Regions from separate parts of the Homo sapiens genome. Here region 2 is linked to region 1. Evidence: chromatin loops called from intact Hi-C (ENCODE). Cell type or tissue: gastrocnemius medialis. All regions are shown on one strand. Each heading gives the region's core, and the rest is flanking DNA. Links, peaks and the distances in the headings are about the cores only. Region 1 has its middle 380 kb from the start of RGMA. Region 2 overlaps LOC124900612 (a long non-coding RNA gene).

What was found. Peaks named below come from ENCODE experiments on the same cell type or tissue, not always from the same donor. Only the 100,000 strongest peaks of a DNase experiment are listed, where the experiment ranks them.
Region 2: a loop joins it to region 1, with 2.5 times the contacts of the local background. A loop is called at or near these places in 3 of 110 quality-filtered maps.

What each region holds. Positions count from the first base shown.
Region 1 is chr15:93,461,796-93,472,412 of GRCh38, reverse strand. No RefSeq gene overlaps it. Among named protein-coding and RNA genes, the nearest start is that of RGMA, 380 kb to the right of the region's middle. In gastrocnemius medialis, for the core only: no CTCF peak of the experiment used is centred there; a DNase peak (open chromatin) is centred at 4,892; H3K27ac peaks cover 2,666 bases.
Region 2 is chr15:93,515,568-93,526,184 of GRCh38, reverse strand. The region is part of intron 2 of LOC124900612 (a long non-coding RNA gene); the gene reads right to left. Among named protein-coding and RNA genes, the nearest start is that of LINC02207, 340 kb to the left of the region's middle. In gastrocnemius medialis, for the core only: a CTCF peak has its summit at 5,724; a DNase peak (open chromatin) is centred at 5,784; H3K4me3 peaks cover 417 bases; H3K27ac peaks cover 1,943 bases.

The sequences.
Region 1 (10,617 bases), core at 1,411-9,410:
TGACCAGTCAACACCAAAAGTATCTGAAAGAAACAGCAGTCATCACGGTCACATGGCCCCCTATTAAAGAAAAAAAAGTTGATCCTTATCTGCGTGGGTCAACCCAAGACCATCCCAGCTATTACTTTCTCATTATTGCCTATGTCTGAGAGTAACCTTGTAGCTAAACAAAACCGGCAGGGCAATTGCATTTCAAAAGTCTCTTAGAATCTAGACTCCATGGTAACCCTACCCCTTCCGCTTCTGACCTCCGGGGGAGGAAATTGGTGTCCTCTGCTTCTAGAGGAAGTGAATTAATTCACAGAGGCCCTGCATCACAAGCTGAAATTCTATTCTGTTTGTGTGCAAAACGCTTCCCTTTTTTTTCTTTTTTTTTTTTTTTTATCATTTTGTTATTGACACCAGTAGACAGTGATTTCATTGACCTAAAAGTGAAGTCGGCCGGGCGCAGTGGCTCACGCCTGGAATCCCAGCACTCTGGGAGGCCGAGGCGGGCAGATCACGAGGTCAGGAGATCGAGACCATCCTGGCTAACACGGTGAAACCCTGTCTCTACTAAAAATCCAAAAAAATTAGCCGGGCGTGGTGGTGGGTGCCTGTAGTCCCAGCTACTCGGGAGGCTGAGGCAGGAGAATGGCGTGAACCCGGAGGCGGAGCTTCCAGTGAGCCGAGATCAGGCCACTGCACTCCAGTCGGGCGACAGAGAGAGACTCCGTGTCAAAAAAAAAAAAAAAAAAACAAAAAAGCGAAGTCACCAGAATTGTCTTTTTAAAAGGAAGACAATATGAAAAATATGTTGAACTTATGGTCAGTAAAGAGATGCCTGGCACATTGCTGATTACTCACAGCTCTTTTTTTCAGCCTAACCTCCTATAAAGATTTCATCAAGATGCTTCTGATCAAGAGCATCAGAATATGCTCCGTATATTTGAAATATTTACCTTTACAGAGCTTTTTAAAAAATCTCTCAGCTCCCCAGTCTGAGGGAAATAAACTGTCCTCTAAATGAGGTCTAATATTCCATAGCTCTGTTTAAGGCCACAGAGGGCTGGCTTTCATTCCTGTGTCCAATGACGAATTTTTGAGAGTATTGGGCAAAGCACTCTCTTTCTCCACATCTGAAATCAGATCACAAAAAAAGATATAGGGCCAGGCGCGGTGGCTCACGCCTGTAATCCCAGCACTTTGGGAGGCCTCGGCGGGAGGATCACCTGAGATCAGGAGTTCGACATCAGCCTGGCCAACATGGTGAAACCCGTCTCTACTAAAAATACAAAAAAAAAAAAAAAATTAGCCAGGCATGGTGGCACATGCCTGTAATCCCAGCTACTCAAAAGGCTGAGGCAGGAGCATCGCCTGAACCCGGGAGGCAGGGGTTGCAGTGAGCCGAGATCGCGCTATTGCACTCCAGCCTGGGCGACAAGAGCAAGATTCTGTCTCAAAAAATAGATATAGATATAGATATAGATATAGATATAGATATAGATAGATAGAAAAAGTCCTAGGCATCCATGAAAAGGAGGTGTTTGTGATTATTTCTTTTTAGAATAAATGAAGTCACATTGCAAATGGGTACAGGGCTTCTTTTTAGGGTGCTGAAAATGCTCTAAAATGTGTGCTCACAATTCTATGAATATATTAAAACTATGGAATTGTACACTTTGATGAATTGTATAGTATGTGAATTACATTTTAATAAAATTGTTACATTAACGAAGAGAAATTAAGCCGTAATGATAGTTTAATTATAATACAATTATTTTTAAGAACTAAGCAATACTACAAATCACTTTCATAATATTACTACCATAATAATATCACACATTAAACATATGGTACTTGTTTGGGAAGGAAATATTTGAAAAGATAATAGTTGTAGTTTTGATACGGCCCCTATGAGTGGAGGAGCACCAGGGCTCTTGTCTCATGCCAAATTAGATAGGATGACACACACGTGAAGTGAATTTAAGGAGCGGAGAGTTTAACAGGCAAGAAAGAAGGGAGAAGAAAGAAAGAAGCTCCCCTGTACAGAGGCAGAGGGAGGGGGGGTCCAAAACCGAAAGAGTAGATCCCATGTGCCGTGGATACCAGCCAATTTTATGAGGAGGCTGGAGGAGGTGGTGCCTGATTTGCATAGGGCTCACCGGATTGGTTTGACCAGGCAGGTCATTCGCGTAGCCCGTGAAAAAAAAACTGGCCCTCCCACCCCAGTCTTTTAATATGCAAATGCAGGGCTCCATAATATTCTACACACGTGGGGATATGTGGAGGCGGCCATGTGGCCAGGCACATATTGGGGCAAGGGCAAGAAGACAACGGTAGGAATCGTCATGTTTGGGTGGACGCAGTTTCTAATGGCTTGCGTTTGCATATCAAAGGTTGCCTGCCCAGTTCTAAGAGCTAGGTTTTCCCACTAGACAAGAAACGTTTCTGGAGCTGCTTTAAAACAGAGGAAAACTTTCCGAGGATCCCTTTTCCTCTCTACCTGCCTAAAATAATTTCTTAATAACTCCTAGAACAGTTTGACTACCTCAGCAATAGTGTTCTAAAAATGTTCCACTGAAATACAGAATAAATTTTCAATCTATACATGCTATGTAACACAATATTATTTATACTATTGTTGTGATTTTCTTTAGCCAAGCCTATGGAGAAAGGGCTCTGTGTCAACCAGGTCCCATGATACCTGGGACATTGAAGAAGCAGCTGGCACCGTTTTGGTGGAAAGCAGTCATCGCATACTGTTTATATCACTGCTGCACCATCATTGAGACTTGAAACATGATTTTTAGCTACTTCAGTGAATCTGTTATCTGATAGGTATGACAGTAAACTGGCCCACCCCTTTAAAAAAGGAATATAGCCATAGGTATAAAAAAGTTTTAGAAGATATCCATATACTTGACTCTGTTTTCACACTTGTAGAAATGTATCCCAATGAAATATAAAGAACTACAGCAAAAACATCTATACAGCATCACTTGTGCTAACAGACATTAGAAAACAACCTAGGTAGGTATGTAGGTATGAAAATTATGAAAAATCCACTTTATGGTATATTATGCAGCTACTAATTTTTTCCATTATGTCAAAAGCAAAAAGACTTTTAAATAACCAAATATATCCTATAATCCCAACCCTTTTAAAGATACTATGTGATGGTTTTAAAGACACGCCCACGCACTTTACTTTCCTCCAAAATCGCTGAGGCCTCGACTTACTCACTGCTAAAAAAAAAGTGGGGGGACTCTGTGTGTGTGTGTGTGTATATATATATATATCAAATATATATATATTTATATAGCAAATATATATATATTTGCTAAGTTAAACATTGTACTTTTACTACATTGATTTTAAACTTTTCTTTTAAGAAAACTTTTAAGAAAAGTTTAATAATCAATGTAGTAAAAGAGTACAATGTTTAACTTAGCAAATGCTAAAGGTGAGCAAAGGGAAACGGAAAAGGAATACATATGTCTCCACAAAATTGGGGAGAATACCTACTTCCAGATCAAGCAGTGCTGGGCAGTCCCAGAAACAGCCCTCTGAGGACTCTGTATATTTTTAAATGAAGAGTGCTGTTTTTCCCTAAATCAATCTGGCCTGGTATATGACAACATTTTTTTAAAAAAACTGAAAGATAGAGCCTAAAAACTTGCCAACCAAGCAAATAATTACGCTGAACCCCCCTGGACACTCTCTAATTGGATGTCCTGGGTACTCCCAATTCTTAGTCCTTTAATATCTATTTTTCTCCTTCTTTTATTCAGACCTTGTGTCTTCCGTTTCGTTTCTCAATTCACACAAAACTGCATCCAGGCCATCATCAATCATTCTATACAACAAATGCTCCTTCTAACAACCCCACAGTATCACCCCTTACCCCAAAATCTTTCTTCAGTTTAATCTCTCCCACTCTAGGTTCCCACGCTGCCCCTAATCCCGCTCAAAGCAGCCCTGAGAAACATCACCCATTATCTCTCCATATCACCCCCAAAATTTATCACCGCTCCAACACTTCATTATTTTGTTTTGCTTTTCTTATTAATATAAGAAGACAGGAATATCAGGCCTCTGAGCCCAAGCTAAGCCATCATATCCCCTGTGACCTGCACGTATACATCCAGATGGCCTGAAGCAACTGAAGATTCACAAAAGAAACGAAAATAGCCTCAACTGCTGACATTCCACCATTGTGATTTGTTTCTGCCCCACCCTAACTGATCAATGTACTTTGTGATCTCCCCCACCCTTGAGAAGGTTCTTTGTAATTCTCCCCACCCTTGAGAATGTACTTTGTGAGATCCATCCCCTGCCCCCAAAACATTGCTCCCAACTCCACCGTCTATCCCAAAACCTGTAAGAACTAATAATAATCCCATCACCCTTTGCTGACTCCTTTTTCGGACTCAGCCCGCCTGCACCCAGGTGAAATAAACAGCCTTGTTGCTCATACAAAGCCTGTTTGGTGGTCTCTTCACACGGACGCATGAGACAGCCCACAAACTCTTTGATAGCTTTTTTTAAGAAATGTAACTTAATTTCTTAGTGACTTAGTGACTTGCTTCTAGTGAATTGAATTGAGAAGTGATGGAATGTCAATTCTAAGATTGACTGGAATTTCCATGTGTAGGTTCAGTCTCTCTCTCTCTCTCTCTCTCTCTCTCTCTCTCTCTCTCTCTCTCTCTCCTCACCCCCCTTCCTCTCTTTCTCTTTTTCTCCCTCTCATCACTCACTCTGGAGGAAACCAGCTGCCAAAGATGGAAGCCACCTGCCATGTTGTGAGGACACTCAGGCACCATATGGAGAGGCCCACGTGGTGAGAAACTGACACCTGCCACCAGCCATGTGAGTAAGCCTGGAAGCAGGTCTTCTGGGGTCTGCCAGCAGCCATGTGACCATCTTGGAGTGGCTCCTTCTGCAGTCATGCCTGGAGATGACTGTAGCCCTGGCAAACAGCTTGATTGCAGCATCATGAGAGAGCCTGAGTCAGAACTACCCCACTAAACGGCTCCAGGGCTCTCAGTCCAGAGAAACGGTGAAATCATGTTTGTTGTTTTAAACCAGTAAATTTGAAAAAAATCTCTTACACTGCAATAGTAACTGAAGCAGGTAGCAGAGAAAAAAATTACATGAGGGCATATGAAAATGCTAACAGAGGTTTATTAATCAGATGATAAAAGCTTTTCCTTCCTTTTGTCTCCCTTTTCAAGTAATCTATAATTAAAAGAATTAATTATGACCTGCTTGAAAGAGATTTTAATTCCTTTATTACCCAAACGGTAACTTAACTCTTTCTCAACCCCTATGTATCTGAAGGATGTGAACTTTGTTCTTGTTCAGAGATACAAATGAAGTAGAGGAGGGGAATGGCTGTCCTGTTAAGACATGGTTGCTCAAAACACAGGCACCAATGCATGTGCCTTTATATACTGTTTCTTTTTAAAGATGCTACTGACTCAGCAACAGCAAGGCAATCATTGAACTGTTTTCCCGGTCATTTTAGATTTTATCCTGATGCATCCACATTCTGTTACTCAGCAGTTTTTTCACAAATGCTACGCATTTGTAAGAAGGCCATGTATTGGCTTTGTAATCTTGGCTACTTAAAGTCTCTCTATCTCAGTTTCCTCATGTGTAAAATGGTGCTAATCTTACCTTTCCCTTACAGTGTTGGTGAGAAATAAAATATGCAAAGCATCTCATGTAGGATCTGACATACAAGGGCTTTGCAGAATTAGCTATTATCATTGTGCATTTAAAGAGAAACTTAAACAATAGGTGCATCTGAGCAGTTAGTTTAATGGGTAAGCTATGGGCTAAGGAATCAGAGCAGGTAACAACAGGCCCAACCAAGCCACATTAACTGAGTTTGCAAATACCAGATCCCTTATCTAGGTTCCTTTTTCAGGAAAAATGATTCTACCGACTTGTTTGTAGAATGAATTTGTCACTGCTGGAAAGTTGTTGCAGGGATCTGAGGCTTGTGCTCATTTCCATTTGCCTTGATAGGATTTAAATTTTTTTAGTCCTTAAATTATGAATGTTTATTTTGTTTCTATTTAAAATGGATCTTCGAACTTAGGAGGGTGTGCCTCCAGCCCTTCCAAAGCCAAGAAGTATGATCGATCGGGCACCCAATCTTCAGTAAAGAAGTAATTGGATGAATACTGCTCCTGATGAACCGTGAGCTCCCTGGGCTTACAGGCCACCTGGGCTAATTATTCTTAAGAAGCAATTTGCATTTAATCACAGAGTGAATCATTTCACTCCAAAGGTGGTGTGTCCTAATAATAGGGCATTTCTCCTCATTCATCTTTCAGGGCAGAGGACATTTTCAGTTTTTAATTAAACACATAAAAAGGTGAAAGCACATGAACCTGGCTAAATCAGGGAGCATGTATTTTCAAGAAATCAGCTAATGCTCCTCTTACTCAGGAAATCACACCTATTTCGGCTACACAGAGCGGATCAACCATAATCGTGATGGCATTACCAGGAGGCTGGACTGCAGTTTCCACTAGGGCATAACTGAGAAAGACATCCAACACACAGAGGAGTGATGGAAGCTCACCAGCTGCGTTGGAGGGCTCTGTCTTCCACCCCCAGACAGCTGGTGACCTGAGCCCATTGGGTGTTGAGTTTTGACCATCCCCAATAAGGAAAAATGAAAATAAATTTAAACTTCCAAACATTTATTTTCGAAGTATAAGCACATGAGCTCCTCACTAAGACAGTATTGATATCACTGGAATTAATCAGTTCAACTCATTGACTAGACTTAGTTCTAAGCAAAACAGCAGACAAGAAAGGGAATATACAGGAGAGAAAAATTGCTTTAGGAGCCCAGTAACGCAGATTCTAGTCCCGTTTCTGTCACTTACTAGCTGTGTGACCTTAATTAATTCTGCTATCAACTTTGCTGGAAAATGGTTAAATGGGCCCAAAGCTTGTGACCATTTCCATGTGCCTTGATGGGATTTTTTTTTTAATCTTCACATTTTGAAGATTGATTTTTTTTTCCAACTAAAACTGTTTTCTGAACTTAGAAGGGTGTGACTCCAGTTCTTAATTCCCTTCTGTGTAGAAGAAAAAGGGTGAATTAATCCAATGGTACTTAATTAAAAATATGAATCAGAATCTCCTGAAAATATTGTCGAATTCTCAAGCCAGACTTTATTTTGGACACTATGATCCAGCACTTCTGGGACTGGGGTCTTGGCACTTGCCCCGTGAAAACCATTTCTAGGTGATTCAGATACACATTTGAACCAATGGCAGGATGAGCTCTGGGATGTTAGGATGATTAATTTTGTGTGTCAATTTGACTGGGCACAGGGTGCCCAGATTAAACATTGTTTCTGGGTGTGTCTGCATGGGTGTTTCTGGAAGACATTAGCATTTGAATCAGTGGACTGAGTGAGAAAGATCCACCCTCACCCAATGTGGGCAGGCACCATGCAATCCGCTGAGGGCATGAATAGAACAAAAGGTGGAGGAAGGAGGAATTTGTCCCTTTTTTCTTGCCTCACTTCTTGACCTGGGACATCTCATCTCATCTCTGGCCTTCAGACTGAGACTTAATTATACCACCAGCTTGTCTGGGTCTCCAGCTTGCTTGCAGATGGCAGATAATGGGACTTCTCAGCCTCCGTAATTACATGAGCCAATTTCTTACAATAAATCTCCTTTTACATAAGCCTCACTTCACTCCGTCCAAGGTTAGTCCTGGGGTTCTCATATCAGAATGAACTTCACCAGTTCTGGAGAAGGCAGCTTTCTCACAGCAGGATTAGGCAAGTGTGTGGTATCACCTTAAAGAGAGTCTGAATGAAAACACACCAGTGTTATGGACTAGTTTGTGTGTGTATGAGCAAAACTGCTTTATTGCTCAACATTGTTCTGATTCCCAGCTACTGGCGAGTTATAAGATCTAATGTCAGCCAGGCACGGTGGCTCACCCCTGTAATCCCGGCACTTTGGGAGGCCGAGGGGGGTCGATCACAAGGTCAGGAGATTGAGACCATCCTGGCTAACACGGTGAAACCCCGTCTCTATTAAAACTACAAAAAATTAGCCAGGTGTGGTGGCGGGCGCTTGTAGTCCCAGCTACTCTGGAGGCTGAGGCAGGAGAATCTCTTGAACCCAGGAGGCGGAGGTTGCAGTGAGCCAAGTTCAAGATCGCACCACCGCACTCCAGCCTAGGCAACAGAGAAAGACCCCATCTCAAAAAAAAAAAAAAAAAAAAAATCTAATCTCCTGATGCATTGCAATTACAGACCTAGGTCCAGATGAGATGACAGAAGGGAACATGTGAACAATTATTGAGCATCCAAACATTACAGGGGCTATTTCTTTTTATCAGCGATACAATCCTTTGAGTTATCCCTATTTAACATGCAAGAAGAATGACAAGGGAATAATTGTGTCACTTAACCAAGGTGAACAGCCAGGGCTATGAAAACAAAGAAGACGGACATGAAGTGCTGAACTATAACTCTCCTTGTTAATGCAAAAGGTCTGCGTATGGAAAGAAATGCGAAGGACTGACGGACAGAGAGAAGCTAGCAACTCTCACAGCTAGGTTCTTAACACATCCATCATACCTGTCTCCATTTGAAATGAATTTCATTTTTTGAATGAATATTGACCAAGCTTTGGTTCACAAGGAAGAGACCTGAGACTTACAAGTAATCAAACTTGGAGAGGCCATTACATTTGACAATACAGCCAGAGCATTTGTTCAGGAACACAGAAAGGCATATGACTTTGAAAACTGATAAAGAGGTCATGACCAGGGCCAGCTTCACAGGTGTGTAAGGTCAGTCACACAGGGCACTGCACTTGGAAGGCCCCATGCTTGGTTTAATGCTCCACCGTCACCATCTTGAAGTTCTGAATCCTTTTTTTTTTTTTTTTGAGACAGAGGAGTCTCGCTCTGTTGCCCAGCCTGGAGTGCAGTGGCGCGATCTCAGCTCACTGCAAGCTCCACCTCCCAGGTTCACACCATTCTCCTGCCTCAGCCTCCCGAGTAGCTGGGACTACAGGTGCCTGCCACCGTGCCCGGCTAATTTTTTGTAGTTTTAGTAGAGATGGGGTTTCTCTGTGTTAGCCAGGATGGTCTCAATCTCCTGACCTTGTGATCTGCCCGCCTCGGCCTCCGAAAGTGCTGGGATTACAGGTGTGAGCCACCACGCCCGGCCAGCTCTGAATACTTTTTTAAAATGAGGCCCTGCATTTCCATTTTGCACTGGCCCCCACATGTTATGTAACCAGTCCTAGTCATGGCAATTGTTCAAAGAAATAAAATATTAAGGATATTTTCCACTGGATGAGATTTTAACATTTAGAGTTTGTGACGTAAGTCTTGTTGACTGTGGGGAGGCTGATTTCACCCCCATTAGTAGGCTGCAGGGCTAGGATGTCGAGGCTGGGTCCAGAGCCTACGAACCCAAAGCTGGGAGGGAAAGTGACTTCCTGAGCCAGAAGGACCAGCCACCAGGAGCCTGAGCCCTCTGCTGTTGTTAGCTGGATCTGCCAAGGTAGCAGGCCCTGGCCTTCCAGAGTGACACTGGCTGCTGCTAGCAGGGAGCCTGCAGAAGTTTCTACCCGGGCAAAGAAGCACACCATGATCAGACAGGGGTTATGTTCTCCTTGGCCAGACTAACTCTAGTTAGCATATTAGCAAGTTTGGCTATCTCTGTAGGGCCCTTACAGCCCCGGAGTGCCAACCACAGGAAAAACTGTGAGTGCAGAGGTGTGTTGGTGTGCAGGGATGGAGAGTAGAAACAGATGAGGATGTCAGAAGTTCAGGCTCGAAGTCAGGATGGAGGCCACCACGCCAGGGACTGTGGGGAGGTCTCATGTCATGCTTGCTACTCGCCCAAGGTTCCTTTGCTTACTCCATGGCGGTGCTCCTCATCTCTGCTTAGGAAAAGTGTAAATGTGAAACACAAACCTTGAGTCAAATCCATGACATCAAGTCTGAGGAGCAGGGAAAGAAGAATAGACTGAGGCATAGTATTTACCTGGCTCCCAAGAGAACCAAGGCTTCAAGGGCAGGGTTGGGGGACAGAAGCAACACAGCAAGAAACAGCAAGGATGAGATGGTCACATGCTACAGGGAAAGAGGGAAGGAGGGATGGAATGACACCCTGACTGCAGGATCCCAGGAAGAAAGCTGTGGAAGAACGCAGCTCCTGGCAGGCACTCCACCCCGCAGCCAGGCACTTTAGCAGGCTCAGTCTCAGGAGCTGCATGCCCAACAGAATGCCCTGTGGCCACCGCCAAATAATGTGCTTGAAGTGGCCCAAAGGAGCAGCCCCTGTCCGTGCAGTTGAGCAAGAAGCCACTGGAGCATTCTGAGTCTCCTCAGTAGGGTTGCCAGATAAAATACAGGACGCCCAGTCAAATTCAAATTTCATATGAACAACTTTAGGGTTGTGGGGTTTTTTCCCTTAGTGTAAGTATGTCTCATGCAATATTTGGGACGCACTTATACTTAAAAAATAAGTGACTTATTTGTTATCCAAAGCTCAAATTTAACTGAGTGTTCTGTATTTTCATTTGCTATATCTGGCACCACTTCTCAGGGAAGGCACCCTACTTTGACCC
Region 2 (10,617 bases), core at 761-8,760, 54 kb before region 1:
AACAGAAACCCTAAGTGTCTCTTCCAGAGTAAACAAAAATAGAAGGGATTCATTCCAAATCTCAAATGTACCACCAGGTTATTTTTTTTTCTACACCTTTCTAAGTCATCATGAAAAAAATGCCTTTTGAAACAGCATGGTGTTCCTGCTCTCAATATTGCTTTTACAGAAAGGTTGAGGACCATTACCTCTTGAAGTCAAAGGAAGTTGCCAGAGAGTGTGTCAGGGGGTAGGGGAGAGGAGGGATAGGTAGAATAAGATAAAACTCTGATGACCTAACTCAGGGACTATAATCGGGAGAGCTTTCAAATTACAGCCAGGTACAAAAGAGACAATCTCCAAAGCAGTTTGTCAACGTTTTTTGTGCTAAAATAATGTGCCTGGAGATTTTTCTTTTTGATTGCAAACAGATCAAACTTAGTTCAAGCAGTGGGTAATTCTAGCATTTTCAAATACAGAAGACACTTTCTTACCTCCCACAACATCTAAAGTAGACACACCACAGGTAGAAATGGTGCTGGCACACAGTGGGTAGCATTACTGCTGGGGACTACCAGATGCCTCTCCAAATACAGTATTTCAAAGCAGCAATTTCAAACCATGCAATATAAAGTTTCTAGCTCTGCTTTTAAGTTACTTTCTATTTGTTATCATCCAAGCAGAAAGCCTGCAATAAATCACTTTTGTTATTAATGTTTATCTGACTTCTGTTCAGGAGAGAAAAGATGTATAGTCAGTTGCCATGTACTTTGTTGGTATTTAGGTAAAATCTTGAGTAAAAATCTTTGATACACCTCAAACAACTGAGGAAGAGGCAGCAGTAAGGCATATAAATAAATCAGCATCGTTTCATTATCCACTTGTTCAAACAGATTGGTGTCCTGGCGCACCTCCTTGAGCATGGCAATTCCGAGTTGCAGGTGTCAGCTCCTATCTGCCACAGTACCTGCCGTGGGTTCTCTCATCATTCCAGAATCACTACACTCAGCAGCATTTTACCCAAAGACTGAAAAGGGTTTCGTGTACAGTAAGTCACCAAAACCCAGACACAAAACAGAGGAACGGATTACCTTTTTCTTTTTTCTGTAGAGACGGAGTCGCTCTGTCTCCCAGGCTGGAGTGCAGTGGTGGAATCTCGGCTCACTGCAAGCTCCACCTCCCGGGTTCAAGCAATTCTCTTGCCTCGGCCTCCCAAGTAGCTGGGACTACAGATGCCCGCCACTACGCCTGGCTAATATTTTTTTTGTATTTTTTAGTAGAGATGGGATTTCACCGTGTTAGCCAGAATGGTCTTGATCTCCTGACCTCGTGATCCGCCCGCCTCGGCCTCCCAAAGTGGTAGGATTACAGGCGTGAGCCACTACACCCAGCCATGGATTCCCTTTCAACTCGTCACATACAAGGAAGAGGCTAACTTCATGGAGGGATTTTGAAGAAAGGATGTACAGGGAACAGCAGTGTCTGTCCCACCCACTCCCCCCTTGTGTGAGAGGGCAGCATCTCGATCCTACATCAAGAGCAGGTGGATGGTGGCCGGAGTCCAAAGTCCACAGCGTCAGTGCTGGCTCTGCTTCTTGTTACCTTTGTGTCCTTTGGCAAGTCACTTCCCCTCTCTGAGGCTCAGTTTCATTAAATCCCAATGCAGACTAATAATAAAACAAACATAAAAATGCACTACGTCCTTGTATGTGTTAAGCAATACGCAAGACACTTTATTTGAAGTATCTCTTCCAATTTTTCAAGGAACCCTATGAGAGTAATGTTATTATTGCTAATTTATAAATGTGGCAACTGAGGCTTAAGCAGGTGGACTCATTTGTCCAGGTCATATATATATAGTACGTGTGGAGCCTCCACACGCCTCCCAAACCCATCTTCTCTCTGAGAGTAACACTGCCCCTCTGGAGATGATATTCTTCCCTTTTTCCCCAGGTAGTCATGAAACTCCCATGAAAGCAGGTGTAAAAACTGCCCTAAATGTACAGCATGAGTGTCATGTAGCTTTGTAGAGCGTCTTCATATAACAGGTTACCAATAATTACAGGAAAAAGGAAGGGAGAAGGGAGGGAAGAAAGTAGAGAAGGGGAGATGGAGGGGAAGGGAGGCTTTTTGTAAGAGGGAAGAAGAGACAAAGATAACTTAGTCCAGAGTAGTCTTTGATTCCAAGGATGAGTAAATAATCACAGCCAAGCGTTTAGTAAAAGGTGATTTATGACCCTAGAATCCTAAATCTTATAAGACGAGAAAAGTTCAAAGAACGCCACGATCAGGAGATGCTGGGCGCAGCTGTGGAAAATGTTTCCAGCACATGGTGCCCCATGGGTAACCCCACAGCACCCCTGGGAGCTCCTGGAGAATACCATTTCCAGCAATGCCACGATACGATTCCGTAATTATAGTGAGTCGGTGCCAGAAGGAAAACCCTTCTTTCATGTAAAATTGGCCCTGACTCATGCCCAAAAGGAAAGCTCACCAACCGCAATAATTGACCAGTGGCTTGTACTCCAAAGAAGAATGTGGCCTTCACGAGCCAAATTACAGGGTTACAGTGTTTCCCAGCCATAAAGGTCCAGTCAGCAGCTTATTATGAGGGCTTTTGCTCCCCTTCTGGAAGAGAGCCCTGACAAGTCTCAAGTATTTGGAATGTTCTCCGAGATGATTTCTAGCAGCTCTTCCTAATCTACACAGCATGCCCAATGGGATGGGGGGAGAAGAGGGGACTCTCTGCCTGCTTTGCTTTTGTTTGTTTTAATCTGATGACCTTCCAGAAAAACTAACTAGGGGAAAGATGCCTTTATCATTATTTGCCATTTTCCCCTTATTTCTCTGGCTTTGGAATGGTAGTTTGCACTTAATTGATTACCAGTTTCTTATTTCCATTTGAAACATATGGTCACCTAATCACCCAATGAAGAGCTTTTCTTGGAATTTGACCACAGAAGTAAAATATATATATATATATATATACACACACACACACACACACACATATATATATACACACACACATATATATATTAGAGATATATAGAGAGAAATGTGTGTGCAATTATATACAGTACTTACATATACTTTATACACACACATTGCATATGTATACACATTACACAAACACACAAACATATATACACACACAGCAAAAGCATGAGTGATTCTTAAAACCTAAGGAAAACTGTGTATTCCTAGTTCCCTTTCAAAAAAAAATTGTGTTTGTCTGTGTGTATGTGCAATGTGTGTGTATAATCTTTCTTTTAATAGACTTTATTTTTTAGAGTAGTTTCAGGTTCACAGAAAAGTTAAGCAGAAGGTTCAGATAGTTCTCATATACCCCCGGCCCCCACCCACACATGCACAGACTCCCCATTGTGAACATTTGCCACCAAAGTGGTACATTTGTTATGTGTGATGAACCTGGTTTGACACATCATTATCACCCAGACCCCATCATTCACATTAGGGCTCACTCTTGATGTTGTACGTTCTATGAGTTTGGGCAAATGTATAATGACAGGTACCTACCATTGTAGTCTTTAAAAAATAGCCAGAGTCATTTGGCCTTGGTGGCTCCATGTGCACGACAGAGAGCCAGAGAGGTCTCCCTCACCCCAGCAGCAGAGCCTATGGCAGCTCTGAGAGTCCCAGGAGGTGGAACGCTTCAGCGGAGCTACTGCACCTCATGCAGGAGCAGGACTAGCTACAGGGAATAAAACCAACAAACTTAAATGTCCCAAGTTCGAAATATAAACCTGTCCAAAACCAGAAATAGAAGACTGGGCTTGTCAAAAATTCAGCTACTCCTGGAAGGGAGCAGACTGTGAGAGCCAGAGGGAAACTACATGAGAGAATCAAAGGCATCAGGTGGGCTGAGCTAGAATGTCTGCAGCTCCCGCTCACTATTTTATTGTGCAGCTCGAATAAGGTTTTTGTTTGAGAACTCATGTTTCTTTGAAGGCATGGGCTGACTTTGTCCCTGGGCTATAAGATGTATTGGCATTTATACAAGCAAAAACAGGCATTTGTCTAATAGGAGCTCCAGGAGATCAGAGTAGACAGAAAGGGGCTGGGCGTGGTGGCTCATGCCTGTAATCCCAGCACTTTGATAGGCCAAAGCGGTGGATCACGTGAGGTCAGGAGTTAGAGACCAGCCTGACCAACATGAAGAAACCCCGTTTCTACTAAAAATACAAAAATTAGCCAGACATGGTGGTGCATGGCTGTAATCCCAGCTACTTGGGAGGCTGAGGCAGGAGAATCTCTTGTACCCAGGAGGTGGAGGTTGCGGTGAGCTGAGATCATGCCATTGCACTCCAGCCTGGGCAACAGGAGCAAAACTCTGTCTCAAAAAAAAACAGCCCACCTGATTCCACCACAGGACCCATCTAGAGACATAATACAGTCATGTATCATGTGGCACTTAAGGATGGAGATATATTCTAAGAAATGTGTCTGTAGGCAATTTTATCACTGTGCAAACATCATAGCATGCACTTACACAAACCTAGATGGTATAGCCTACTACATACCTAGGTTACATGGTATAGCCTATTACTCCCAGGCAACAAACCTCTATAGCATGTTACTGTACTGTAGGCAATTGTAACACAATGGGAAATATTTGTGTATCTAAACATACCTAAACATGGAAAAAATATAGTAAAAATATAATCTGAAGGGACCATTGCTGTCTACACAATCCATCACTGACCAAAACATTGTTATTTGGTGCATGACTGTATCTTCCACATGGTGAGGGAAGATATGGTCAATCCAGATGGGATACCATGAACTACCGTTCAAGCATGAGGATGCAATGAAGACACTGTGGACAGAGTTTACCTCCCACAAACTCTTCTCATTGAAAGTCCCATGAAAGCGGAACTTTTTCTGTCTTCTTCCCCACTACAATCAATATTTGTTCAAAGAAGTGAAAGACAGGCTACCAAAGGTTGTACTTCAGTAACATGAAAATTGAACCCAGAAAGACGGAGCCAGTTGCAAGGAGCAGTGGTGAGTAAAGACACGTGTAAACATGTTGGTAAATCTAAATAAGCAAAGAATGTAAAAAAAAGCAAATTATAAAACTACTAGTTGTTGGATAAAAAATGCAGAACCACAGATTGTTGGACAAAAGTGACTTAGAAGCTATAAAGGGGTGATCAGAGTACAACAGCCTAATGTTCTCAATAGAGCAGTTGAGGCATTGATACCTTGGTATCCTGTCAGTCAGGTGTGCGTGTTAAAAATCAAAGGGCAACCCTGAGCAAGCAATAACCTTGTTTGAATCAGTAAAATTTGGGAAACGTGATTCTTAACTGGAAAAATAAAAATTTTAAAAAGAATCAAGGGGCAACTACTGAAAGAACAGAACAGAAGTCACAACTCTAGAACTAGTAGAAAGAGGAAGAAAGAATGAGGAAAACTCAACCAGTTTAATGGAAACTATAAAGGTAGGGGAAATAGAAAATAGAATGCAAAACATACAAGATGAAACAAATCCAAATATATCATGAATCAAAATACGGGTAGACAAAAGGGTAGCAAAACATTTGGTAATGTTCTAGAGCTTGTAAAGTGCTTCTTACGTATAAAGTTGGTGCTTCATATCTTTACCATTTTTTAAACACCCCCTGACTCCAACATGTTTTTGCTTCCAATAAGCAGCGTCTTCTACTCATTCTCAGAGGGCTGCTCCCTAGGCGACTGGAGCTGCTCTGCTCAAGTGGGTGGAGTACCCTGGAGTGACAGACAGGAGCAGGGGTATGCAAGACACCTGCTGCCAGGCTGGTGGCCTGGAATGACTCTGTGTAACTGACACTGCAGAGTTTCCCGGAAGGGACAGGCTGAAGTTCCTCTCTCTCTGGACATTGGCTGAGACCACACCCTTGCTGGGCTCCCTTGTCCTGCCTGCCTCCCCCTGCCCCACTGTCTTGCAGGTATCTGGGTTTTCCTGTGAGCACTTCCTGAATAAGCACAGGCATATGAAGCCTTAACTCTAAGGTCTGCTCTTGGGGAATCCAACCTGACTCAAAGTTCTAACTTAGCACATTTATTAAATAGAGGATTTCATATTCCTCCCAGAAGTAGCCAATATCACAGCACTGAATATAAACAGCACTTACTAAAAAAGTATGAGTGATTTCAATGCACAAGAAAGCATACTAAATAGGGAAGGAAGAAAAAGCCACACCATTTTAGCTGCCATCTTACAGCTAATAGACATTGGCTTTTGCTGAAGGACTTTACTTCTCACATTCTTATTGTAAAAATAAATTTTATAGTATGATTTTGGTAAAGAAAGACATTCTACCATTGGCTGTAGTCTTTCTCAGGCCTCACTAGTACTCCCTTGCTCTGTGAAAGAAAATATCAGCACGTTAGGAGGCTATGCACAAACCACAGAAAGTATGTGCATTTCCACAAAGAGTCATTTAGCTACTGGAACACTAGATTTTTCTTCCATATCTTATCTTTAGAAACTTGACTTTCATACTCAATTTAGGATTAAACCGTAAAACTGTCAACATGGTCTTAAGGCTGATCGGATGACAAGTTATTTTTCATTATACCTTTATCTCCCATTTAATATCTTTTGATAATTATAATGTTATGGCTCCCACAAATTATTTTGTAATAAATTATGATGATTCATATATTCATCATCTTCTTGCACGTGAAAAGAGAATCCACCTTCTAGGACAAAAAGTGTGGGTATTTTTAAAATGATGTTTTATATTGGATTTGAGGTATAATTTACATACAGTGAAATGTAGAGTTCTAAAGGATACAGTTTAACGTGGTTTTAACAAATGCATACACCTGTGTAACCCATGCAAGCTAGAAGGCATTTCTACCACTCTAGAAAGTGCCTTCCTGCACCTTCCAGCAGTATTCACTATCTTTAAGTAAATACTGTTCTTCTTTCTTTCTTCACAGTGTGGTTTTTCTGTTCTAGAGTTTCACAAAAATAAAATCAAACCATGTGTTCTTTTTTGACCGACTTCTTTCAGTTAGCATGTTGTTTCTGAGACTCACCTATATCATTTTATATATCAGTTAGCATATTGTTTCTGAGACTCACCTATATCATTTTATATATCATCAGTTAGCATATTGTTTTTGAGACTCACCTATATCATTTTATATATCAGTAGTTTATTCCTTTTTCTTTCTAAGCAGTATTCATTAAATGAGTATCTCACAATTTGTTTATCCATTCTCCTGTCAATGGGTATTTTGGTTGTTTTCAGTTTGGGGCTATTATGAACGTGCTGCTATTAACATTTTTGTACAGGTTTCTTTGTGGACATAAGTTTTTATTTCTCTTGGGAAAATATCTAGATCATAGTATGGATATATGTAGATTAAACCTGATAAGAAATCACCAAACAGAATTTCAAGGTGTACTGTTCACCATTTAAAATTCCCAGTGGGGCCGGGCACGGTGGCTCACATCTGTAATCCCAGCACTTTGGGAGGCCAAGGCAGGCAGATCAAGAGGTCAGGAGATCGAGACCATTCTGGCCAACATGGTGAAACCCCATCTCTACTAAAAATACAAAAAATTAGCCAGGCATGGTGGAGGGCACCTGTAGTCCCAGCTACTCGGGAGGCTGAGGCAGGAGAATGGTGTGAACCCAGGAGGCAGAGCTTGCAGTGAGCCGAGATCGCGCACTGCACTCCAGCCTGGGTGACACAGCGAGACTCCATCTCAAAAAAAAAAAAAAAAATTCTTCATATGTTCTGGATAGAAGTTTTTTGGTCAAAATATGTGATCTGCAAATATGTTCTCCCATTCTGTGGCTTGTCTTGCCATTCTCTTAATCATGTCTTTTACAGAGTAAAGTTTTTAGTTTTAATGAAATTCAACTTTTTTTTTCTTTTATGGTTGTGCTTTCTGTGTTCTAAGAATTTTTATGTACTCCAAGCCTTCAATGATAATTATTTTTTGTTTTCTTTTAGAAAATTTATAGATTTAGCTTATAGATTTATGTCTATGGTCCACCTCAAATTTATTTTTGTATATATTGTGAAGTAGAGATCAGACGTCTTTTCCTTTTCATGGGGATATCCAGTTATTCCTGCATCACTGATTGAAAAAAATTTCCTTTCCTCAATAAGTCACTTTGGCATAACACCTTTGTCAAACATACTTGACCATATAAGTTTGGGTCTATTTCTGGGCTTTCTATTCTGTTCTGTAAATCTGTCTATCCTTATGCAAATACTATACTGTCTTCATTTCTATAGCTTTATAATAAGTCTTGACATAAGGCAGTGTAAATCCTTCAACATCGTTCTTTTTAAAAAAATTGTTCTAGCTATTATAGGTCCTTTGACTTTTATATAAATGTTAGAATCAGCTTGTAAATTTCTACAAAAGGTTTTACTGGGATGTGTAGAACCTATAAATAAATTTCAGGAAGATTGGTATTTTAACAGTATTGTCTTCCTTTTTTCTTACAATTACTCTAAAAATAAACAAATAAAACACTTGAGTTTTAAAACTTGAAATAGGACGTAGATTTGGTGAAAAGTTTCCTAAGTTTTAGTAGAAATCTGTTTACTTGTTCAAAAAGTCGCTTCCTAAAAGCAAGAGTTTTGCATTAAAGGGAACCAGTTGCAACTCATTGCCAAGATACTTGAAAATAAATGTCTTAGGATTTTCTCTCTGGACCCATGCCTTAACCTGCCCTTTTCATTTAACAAATATTTATTGAGTGCCTGCTATGTGTCAAGCACCTCTCTCGGCACAGAAAACACCGCTGTCACCAAAACAGACAAAAATCTCTGCCTTTATGGAGATTGCATTTTTTAGTGAAGGCTTTCCAACATCTCTGTGCTGAAAACCTTTGGAAGTGGTCCCCAAGACATCTACATTATTCCAAATCCTGTCCATTATTAAATACTATGTTTCTGAACACATAAAGCATAACTGAAAATAAGCCGTGTGTGTGTGTGTGTGTGTGTACAACATTCTCAAACTCACTCCCTTATGATTGTAGGATAGGAACGTTTTTGACGTTGGCTTTTTGTAGAAGAGCAAGACTCCATCCAGTTCAAGAAAAAATAAAGGCAATTTCCAGAAGCCATGAATATTGGCTTCTGTACGGTTTTCATGTACAGAAGGCGTTCTTATGGCAGCTATTTGCATATAAACCGTGGTTTTTGCTACCAGACAATCTCTGTTCTGACAACTACTTTTGGTATTCTGTGTGGATTAAAAGGAACATAAAGAAGGAAGGGGCTTTTCACATGGGTACTAAATCAAAAGAGAAACCAGCCAAGGGGTTGAGGGTAGGGAGAAGACAAGGAAAGAGTAAGGCCAAGAGAATATCTGATTCCAGATATTTTTCAGGTACAAGCTCTCTGTTGAACCATATATGTCTTTCTCAAATGCCTGTATAATAATTTTTCTTCCTTTCTTCTGAAGGAATATCGTTCTGTTTATCAGCCAAATGTGAAATAACTATTTAGTCATTATTTATTCATTTCAGGGACTCTGACCTTCAAACCTTTGAGGAAAGACAAATTTTCCTCATAAATATGTTTGTACCTTTGTAATACAGCGGGGACAGCAGGAGCAGGGGAGAGAAAGAAAAGATTATCTTGGGGGGAAAAAAACCACTCTATGCTCATATATCCCTGCTACTAATAGACTCAGACTTGAACATAAGCGAGCTAGTTTATGCTTTCTGGAAATGAAAAGGGAAGATACAGCCATGCATATGTGCAAATTTTCCATAAAGGATCTACTAATAGCCATATATTTATAACTTGTAAAAGATATGACTATTCAAATCTTAATTCTCTGCAACACAAGAAACTCATATATGTTTTAAATGGAAAATATCAATCAGTTTTAAATAAATTGGCTTTAAACTCCCTAATTTTAATGAGACTGTAAGTTCAGGCTGATTGATTTGGTAACATAATGTACTTGAGCTCCAATTTTTAATAATTAATTGTTCATTGCAAGGGATTGCTTTTGGGTCATCCCATCCCATTTTGATCATCACCTCATTACTGCTGAGCTCTTCACATCAATTTCTCATTCATTCCACATGCAGAAATTAATGAACAACTCAGAACATCTTTTATTTTCTTTGGGGGAAATAGTTACTTTGGCAGGAAATGGATATGAGCAAATGGAATGACAGTCTAGAGCAAAGCAGCCCTTTTCTGTGTGGGATAAAAGACCAGAAGATGAATCATGAAATGTCTTGGACTGGAACTTCCAGAGGGAGGCAGCCTTCCAAGGGCCAGGAGGAAGGAAACTTGTGACCCTTCCTCTAGTTCCAAAAGGCAGATGTTAAAGGAGACAATTAGACCAGAAGTAGAGAGCAGAACATCTTGAGAGCTTGATGCAAATCAGCAGTAAAACTTGGGGGCAGAGCAGGGTTTTCTCCCAGGGCACAATGATACAAGGTCTATTTTTATGTAATGAAAAATACAGCACATTTGTTACATAAAACCATCTGAGTGCCAGGGATGACAAAGCATATCGCAGGGCAAGCAAAACACATTCTGCTGAGGCAATGTCTGTCTCTATCTCTAGCTCACTACAGTGATCCACTGGGGAAATCAAGGCGGAAGATGGAAACACATCCAGCACACTTT